Regions from separate parts of the Homo sapiens genome. Here region 1 is linked to region 2. Evidence: read pairs that join two places in POLR2A ChIA-PET (ENCODE). Cell type or tissue: GM12878. All regions are shown on one strand. Each heading gives the region's core, and the rest is flanking DNA. Links, peaks and the distances in the headings are about the cores only.

Region 1 (4,398 bases), core at 115-4,114, 220 kb before region 2:
CAATGTTCATCTTACATATGCTGATTGATGTCTCATGTCTCTCTAAAATGCATAAAACCAAACTGTGCTCTGACAACTTTGGGCACATGTCAGGACCTCCTGAGGCTGTCACAGGCACGTGTGCTCAACCTTGCTTGGTAAAATAAACTTTCTAAATTAACTGAGACCTGTCTCAAATTTTCTGGGTTCACATTAGCATGACCTGTTCCCCCAGCATTCATGATTGGGAAGCCACTGCCTTTCTCCTGGCCTGCTCAGGAGGCTAGGTCCAACCCTTGGGATTCACTGGGATTGGCTGCCTTCCACCCACAGCTATAATTCATTTCCAAGGAGCTTTGCATCCAGCTCCTTTTCTAGAAGGCTGATGAGTGAGAATCAGTCTTGGACACATTAGGGCTTACCTTTCTGAGCCACCCCAAATGAGCTTCCCACACCTTCTTCCCAAATTGTCCTCACCTTCTCAGATCTGCAGGCCTTCCAGTGCAGAGGGAAGATCTGCCTAAGTAAGTTTACTGGTTAGAGGAGCAGAAAATGTATGTGTCCTGAAGCAAGATGCTGTGAAAGAGAAAACCCAGAAAAGGCTAAACCTCAGTCCTTCTTCCAAATCATCAGCTTAGTCATTCACCTACCCTTGGAGAGGGGAGCAAAGGATAGAGAAGCTGTCAGAAATATTCTAGTTTTTCCTCCTGGGGAGGGAAGCACAAGTTTCTTGTCCTCTATGGAAATGTGCAGCAGCTTTGGATCAAAAATAAACTGGACATGGATGGATGGTGGTGATGGCTTCACAACAGTGTGAATGTAGTAAACACCACCGAACTGTACACTAAAAACTGGTTAAAATAGTACATTTTATGATATTTACTACAATTACCCAATCACTGTAAAAAAGGAACTGGATCTAATCATGCTTTTGATTTTATTTTTGCTTTGTTTTGAATAGTTAATATATTCATATGATTTTAAATGTAAAAAACACAAATGGCCCCTTCATAATCTTTTCCTAGCTAATGCAGTTTCTTCTTCAGAGGCAAACAATAAAAACAGCATTTTCATATTCTTCCAGAGATATTTTACGCATTCTCTAGCAAATACATGTTTTAAAAATTTTTGACACAAATGGTATTGTATGTTACACACTGTTCTGCAATTTGCATTTTAACTTAATGAAATTTCTTGGGGAATGCTCCATATCAGTGTATCAGAGTTCCAGCATTCATAGAGCTATACGTTTTCCTAGAGCACAGATTTCCGTAGTTGGCTTAACCAGTCCCCCTTATGTGCAAATATAGATGTTTTTACTCTTTTGTTGTTCCAAACAGTGAATATCCTCTTATGTGTGTCATTTCTCATATTTATCTACTCATAAGATAAATTCATAGACATGGAATTGTCCAATCTTGGTTTTAATAGTTTTCATTATAGGCCAACTTGACTTTAATGCTGTTGAGTAGACATTTGGAATGCAGTACTAACTGACCAAGACCTCTAATCTAACAAGCTATCCAGAAAACTGATGATGTCTTTCTTACTCACAGATCATTGTTCCAGTTTCATATGTGCACTAAGGTGGGAAAACTGTCAAACAGACCCCAAGAAAATAATGTCCATTTTCAAAAAGCAACTCTTTCTGGCAGAGGTCTGATTAGCCCATAACACATAACTATCTGATTATAAATGAGCTTTCTTAAAATAATTTTTAATATTTTTTCCCACTGTAATTTTTCCATGTTTCTATGTATGCTATACATTTTTGTTTTGTAACAATTAAAGGGCCCTGACAGGTTAGCCAGAGAAAGTAATATTTATTATCTGTATATTAAGATGAGAAAACAAGGAACATAGGCCAAGGGAAGTTTCCACTTGTCCAAAGTCACCCAGCAAGTTAGTGGGAGAGCCTGAACTAAAATGCAGGTCACAACCTAATCCCATGCTCTGTTCACTGATCCATATTTGTCCTTTTTGCCAGTTCTCAAAAGTAAGTGAGCTGTTCCTAAACCTATTGGGTCTAGAAGTGGTCTCAGTTTATGGGCAGCTGACGATGTCTCACTATGAAGAACTTGTCCTGATGGTGTGCAGCTGCTGAAGATGTATAGCAGGGATCTTCCATGGGAGGTCCAAGAAGGCTGATATCTTCCAGGCTTGCCTATAGGTATATGTGGCTCACATGCCAAGATGGGAACAAGTAAGTCTGAGCTTGGAGAACGTTTGATACTGCTAAGCAGAGAAGAACCAGGGGTGAGTGAATTTTGTGCAATGGGGAAGAATTCTTCACATTGTGTGTACCAAAATGCTATGAACTATTAATATAGTCATGCTTTGCATAACGATGTTTCAGCCAACAATAGATCACATATACTATGGTGGTCTCATAAGATTATACTGGAGCTGAAAAATTCCTCTTGTCTAGTGAAGTAGCCGTCATAACGTAGTACACAATGCATTATTCATGTGTTTGTGGTGATGCTGGTGTAAACAAACCTACTGCACTGCCAGTCATATGAAAGTGTAGCACATACAATTATGTACAGTACATAATACTGGATGATGATAATAAACGACTGTGTAACTGATTTATGTATTTACTATGCTATCCTTTTTATTGCAATTTTAGACTGTGCTCCTTCTACTTATAAAGGAATAAAATTAACTGTAAAGCATCCTTGGGCAGGTCCTTCAGGAGGTATTCCGGAAGAGGGCATTGTTATCATAGGAGATGACAGCTCCATCCTGTTACTGCCCCAAAGACCTTCCAGTGGGACAAGATGTGGAGGTAGAAGACAGTGATATTAATGATCCTGACTCTGCGTAGGCCTAGGCTAATGTGTGTGTGTCTTAGTTTTTAAAAAAGTTTAAAAAGTAAAAGACAATTTAAAAATTTTTATTAGAATAAAGCTTACAAAATAAAGATATAAAGAAAGAAAATATTTTTGTTCAGCCATAGAGTGTTTGTGTTTTAAGCTTAGTGTTATTACAAAAGGTTCAAAACTTTCAAAAAATTTAAAAGTTTATAAAGTAAAAAGTTATAGTTGGCTGAGTGCGGTGGCTCACACCTGTAATCCCAGCACTTTGGGAGGCTGAGGCAGGTGGATCGTGAGGTCAGGAGTTCGAGACCAGTCTGGCCAACACGGTGAAACCCCATCTCTACTAAAAATACAAAAATTAGCCAGGTGTGGTGGTGGGTGTCTGTAATCCCCACTACTCAGGAGGCTGAGGCAGGAGAATTGCTTGAACCCGGGAGGCAGAGGTTGCAGTGAGCTGAGATGGTGCCACTGCACTCCAGCCTGGGCGACAGACCAAGACTCTGTCTCAAAAAAAAAAAAAAGTTATAGTTTAATTTTTAAGGTTAATTTATTATTGAAGAAAAATTTTTAATGAGTTTAGTGTAGCCTAGGTGTACACTAGGTGTTTATAGAGTCTACGATAGTGTACAGTCATGTCCTAGGCCTTCACATTCACTCATCACTCACTAACTCACACAGAGCAACTTCTGGTCCTGCAAACTCCATTCGTGTTGAGTGTCCTATGTAGGTGTATTACTTTATATCTTTTGTACTATATTTTTACTGTATTTTTTCTTTGTTTAGAAATGTTTGGATACACAAACACTAGTGTGTTACAATTGCCTACAGTATTCATTCAGTACAGTAACATGCTGTTGCAACCTAGAAGCAATAAGCTACACCATATAGCCTAGGTGTGCAGTAGGCTACACCATCTAGCTTTGTGTAAGTACATTCTTTGAAGCTTGCACGATGACAAAATTGCCTAATGACACATTTCTCAGAACATAACTCCATCATTAAGCTACATAACTTAAACCCCTGCTATGCAATGAAACTCAGGTAGCATATTAAAAAATAGATAACTCAAGCATTGCATACAGAGAAGCCATTCTTGGAACACCAGACAATAAGCATTGCATTAGATCAGAGCAGTTCTGGGCACATCTATGGTCAACAAGAAATATTCTCAAAGTCTGAACTTTGAGCTATAGTAGACAGACAAACTAAGAATTCCTCAAAGTTAGTATTTCCAACCGTGATGTAAGAGTCTATTCTGAGTGTTGTGACAAACTATCTCCAGATCTCGCTAGAGTAACACAATAAAGGTTTGTTTCTCACCCATCACAGTCGGGTATGGCTGTATGAGGGAGGCGTGAGGAAGGATCTGCTCCTCGCCCATCACAGTCGGGTATGGCTGTATGAGGGAGGCGTGAGGAAGGCTCTGCTCCATGCATTCATGGAAGTGGCCTTGATCACCAGCCTAGCACTTCACTGGCAGGGCTCAGTCAATGACATCTAGTGGCTGGGAAGCTCGGAAATGAGCTTTCCTTTGTGCTCAGAAGTAGGACTTGGGCGAACACATAGCAGTATCTCTGCTCCATCCACATAAACGGGC
Region 2 (4,398 bases), core at 115-4,114:
AAAAGGAGTTGAGCTGTAGAGCCAGCATGGCAGGAGCTCTGGAACTAGAATGACTCCTCTGAGTTGTCTTGACTTGGGCCAAGATGGCCAGGCCTTTATACTCCAGCATCCCTCAGTCCTTGCATCCTTGGGAAAGTGACCTTGGGCAAGGAGGATCTTTGCAGCTGAGGACATGCCTGCAAGAGGCCAACAACATCCCCATCAAGTGCAGCCCAAAGGCTTCTCTGAAGAGGGATCTGATCTCTGCTTCCCAGCATCTTCCACATTAATGTACGTGAAATTCAGCCACGGCTCCAAAATATGATGCAGTATTTTAGTTAAGAAGTAACATTCAAGGCTAGTTTTAGTTTAATACTGAAATTTGATTGAGTTCATTGAAATCCTAGGATGTTAGAGTCCAAAGAGGCCATAAAAATCCTTTATGCAACCCTCTTGTTTGACAGATAGGGAAGTGGAGTAAATAAACAAAGGAGAATAAATTTTAGTGTGGTTTCCCCAGAAACAGACCCCAAGACAAGAATTTGAGAGTAAGTGGTTTAGTTGAGAGGTTCTCCCAAGAAATATCAACAGGAAAGTAGAGAAGTGGGACAGGGAGGAAAAAGAAAGCAATAAAGGGTATAGTTTCAAGAGAATTACTGCTGTGGGCAACTGGAGCTCAATCCGTTTAAGGAACTCTAGGAACTAGTCTACACGCTTCAGGCTATCCTACCCAAAGGACAGGGAAATTGGGTTACTTGCCCATCAACTATCCATCCTCCTTGACTGAGGGCTGTTTCCTGGAGATGCTAACTTCCCTGCATTTTTGCCTCACTGTGGGAGAGGGCCCAGCCTGCTCCCAGAGCCAGAATAAAAGCCACAGGTGTTCAAGAAGGCTGCCTTCAGCATGTAGAGATGAGCGTGGAGGAGATAAGAGGGAGGAGGAGACAGTGACAGTGTCTGCTATAGGGGATTGCCTGAAACTGAACCAGAACTCTGGTATCCTGACTACTGACCAGGGTTCTTTATGCTGATTATTAATATCTTCCTACTCGGTGCCCAAAATTGTTCAACTAATCTAGTTAAGAGAGAGTGAGGGTATAGAAAGAACAGGGGATGTAGCCCCTTTCTGGGAAGTGCGCATATATGTTTGAAAGAAGAAGAGAAGATTTTATAAGCATTAATATCAACAGGTATGGATGAGATTGCATTGAAAGCTGTGCATTGCATTTGTCATTGTTGAGGTGCTGCTATAAGGGACTGTGCCAGAAGGGAAGGTGCTGTTTGTTTTGTTTTGTTTTTAAGATATTGAGTCTTGAACACAGTCTCAGTGGGAGATTTGAACATAATTGGCAGAGGCTGAGAGGCAGGATTGTGTACTGGTGAAGAGTTGGGGGCCTTTCTAGTGGGCAATCTAGTTTATCCTATATTCATCACTTTGTGGTCATTGGACAGTGGGCAAATTAAGCTTTGGTTTCTTCCTGTATACGGTGGGGCCAATTATAGAACCCAATTCATAAGGGTGTTGAGAGCATTCAATGAAGTAATTGATGTAAAAATATTAACCTAGAGCTTGCTGTGTAGGAGGTTGATAACATTAGCTGTGTTCGTGATTACTGTTGACAGAGGGAAGTGGAAAGGGGGAGGGTCAGGTGGGAGAATGGTCAGAGCTTGGGCAAGCACAAGATTCAAGAGGCAAATGGAAAAATAGTGTGAAGTGGAACTCCTGAGACACCAGGGAGGTGATGGGGAAAGTTTTATAAAAGTGAGAAGAGCTGCCCACTTAGACCACATTTTCATGGGAGCTGTCTTAGTTTGTTTTCTGTTGCTACAGCTGAATACCTGAGACTGGGCAATTTATAAAGGAAAGAAATGTATTGCTTACGTATCTGGAGGCTGGGACATCCAAGGGTGAGGTATCTGGTGAGGGCCTTCTTGCCGGTGGAGACCCTCTGCAACCTTCTGAGCTGGGCATCACATGGTGAGGGGCTGAGTGTGTCAGCTCAGGTCTCTCTTCATGTAAAGCCACTAGTCCTATCATGGTCCCCCCAGTGACATTACTAATCTTAATTACCTCCCAAAGCCCCACCTCTAAATGCCATCAACGTATGAATTTGAAGATTAAGTTATCAGCACATGAAATTTGGGGAACTCATTCAAATCATAAACAGGAGCTTAGGTCCCATCAAAGTGAAAGCTTACCAGGAAGCCCAATGTGTAAAAAAAATACGTAAACAGAGTTATGTGTTTGAAGGTGGAGTGGAGAACTATCTTCTCCCCTCCTCCCTCCACCCACAGCCCCTGAGGGAATTCTGAGAAACCCCAAGGCAGCAAGAACAAAAACAATGTCTGCAGAAAGATTTTTTAACACTACTGTAACACCTCATTTGTTCTGTATTGAGTTCATTTTCCAGAAAACCTTTTTTTTTTTTTTTTAAGAAACCCATCTTGGATGAAATTTTGTTTAAGTGTGTTACTTTTTTGCCTTCTTAACAAGGCTGAATGAAAACCTTTTAATCTGTTCTTGATGACTTTTGATCATAGTGATGAACATTTAGTTAAGGTTCTGTGCTTTAATGTGGTGATTTCCAACCTCAGAGTTTCTGAAGTGTTAGGACTGTTTACTGGCACTATGCTTTTGAAATTGTTAGAAGAAGCAGGGTGGCATCAAGGGAGGGTCCTGGACTTGGGAGCTACACTGTCCAGGATTATATCCAAGCCTTGCATTTTATTAGCATTGTGACCAGGTGTAACCACTGTTTGCCTCAATTTCTTCTTTCCCAAATTGAGAAGAATAATTGTACTCACCCCCTAGGATTATTGTGAGAAATAAATAAGTTTTTATATGTTCACTGCTTAGAACCATGCCTTCGTATAAAATGTGCTGTATAAGTGCTATGATGATGATGGTCGATGTATCTGTTTTTATGGTTCTTCTGTCTTTTTTGATGTAGTATGGTGGTTAAGCCTATAGACTCTGAAGCAAAATAACCTGGATTTGAATCCACCACCGTTGTGATCTGATTGTTTTAAGCTGATTAATTTTTGTGAACCTAATGATTTCAGTAAAACCCACCATTGTGACCTTGAGAGAGTTAATTTAATTCCCTGTGATTCAGTTTATTCTTCTGAAAAATGAGGCAAATAATACAAAGTAGTTAACAGGATTGTTGTGAGGATTAAATAGGATAAATTTGTAAGCTCTTAGCACAGTATTTGGCACATAGTGAGTAGTCATTGCATAGTAGTCATCGTTACTGTTAATTATTAAGAGTCTAAATGAGGGATACTGTAATATAATATACAGCCAGAAGTTGTTACTATATTTGACTCCTTAGAAGCCTTGAAAACTTCCTTCTTGTACTTAATTGGTTTCAGTAAATAGAGGTTATTAACTAATTATTGATCTTAAATAGTAAGTTATTTTCAATGTGCTTCTTAATGTTGGGGCAAGGGGTAGTTAGGCGAAAAGATTGGCCATTTATGCTATATAATATGCTTACTATCAAACTGTGACTCAACTTTTAGATGTATTTATGTTGAAGGAGTTAGATCATTCTTTGCTTAAAAGGTTGACATGATTAATGTTCAGATGAGGGGATATTTTCAAAGGAAGAAAAACAGTAAAGAAATGTGTTTGTGAAAATGACTAAAAACAATACAGGGTAAGCAGCAAATTTTCTGATGCAGAATACAGGCCAAACATGATTTAAAAAAGCAAGAAAGCAAACAAACAAAAATGGTGACTTTGCAGCCTTGATGGAGGTAGGGGCAGGGGAAGTGTTCAGCCACAATCTACCAGCAAACCCCTTGGTACTAAGCATTTTAAGGGCTAATTTAGGTCTCTAGAGCATGCCACTATCAAGACTAACCCATTCAGCAGGGCTTTGTATAGCCAAGGTTTTGTTGCATATTAAAATGTTTAGGAAAATTATCCAACATTTGGGAATAAGGCACAGGATGATTGCATGTCTTTTTAGCGTTTTCTTGGAGCACTTAAGACACCAGCCAAGGATCATGTAATTCTCTAGGAAAGTGTTCCTTTGTTTAACTTACTTTTTATTAGGATCCAGATTCTATGAAGTTAGATGTTAATTTGTAGATTGATCCCCTGCAAATGACTTCTGTCTGATAAAGAAGATAACCCCAAAGGTTATAGTTTTATTGCCCTATAGGATAGTAACTAGTTTTATTTCTAAATTAGCAATCTTATTTCAGTATTCTGTATTTCATTGACTGTATACACTTCAGTCTTTCCTGTATTACATTGAACCAGATGTGCCATCCTGCTGAGTTAAAATAAATTTTTGACATATGCTTAATATATATTTGTACAAGACTCATGTTTTTAATTTCTTGAAAACTACATCCTGATAAACCAATTACCTATATTAATGGAAATTTTCTTTCCTATTGTTTTCT

Evidence for each region. Peaks named below come from ENCODE experiments on the same cell type or tissue, not always from the same donor. Only the 100,000 strongest peaks of a DNase experiment are listed, where the experiment ranks them.
Region 1: POLR2A ChIA-PET joins it to region 2 with 10 read pairs; 2 of 35 experiments call an interaction of 5 or more read pairs at or near these places.

Annotation. Positions count from the first base shown.
Region 1 is chr10:90,978,609-90,983,006 of GRCh38, forward strand. The region is part of intron 3 of XLOC_008559 (a long non-coding RNA gene); the gene reads left to right. It overlaps LOC107984252 (a long non-coding RNA gene), which reads left to right. Exons shown (of 3, transcript XR_001747547.2): 2 at 1,967-2,235; 3 at 2,612-2,668. Among named protein-coding and RNA genes, the nearest start is that of XLOC_008559, 34 kb to the left of the region's middle. In GM12878, for the core only: no CTCF peak of the experiment used is centred there; no DNase peak of the experiment used is centred there.
Region 2 is chr10:91,199,328-91,203,725 of GRCh38, forward strand. It overlaps a transcript of PCGF5 not described here. Among named protein-coding and RNA genes, the nearest start is that of PCGF5, 19 kb to the right of the region's middle. In GM12878, for the core only: no CTCF peak of the experiment used is centred there; a DNase peak (open chromatin) is centred at 2,254; H3K4me3 peaks cover 1,437 bases; H3K27ac peaks cover 3,614 bases.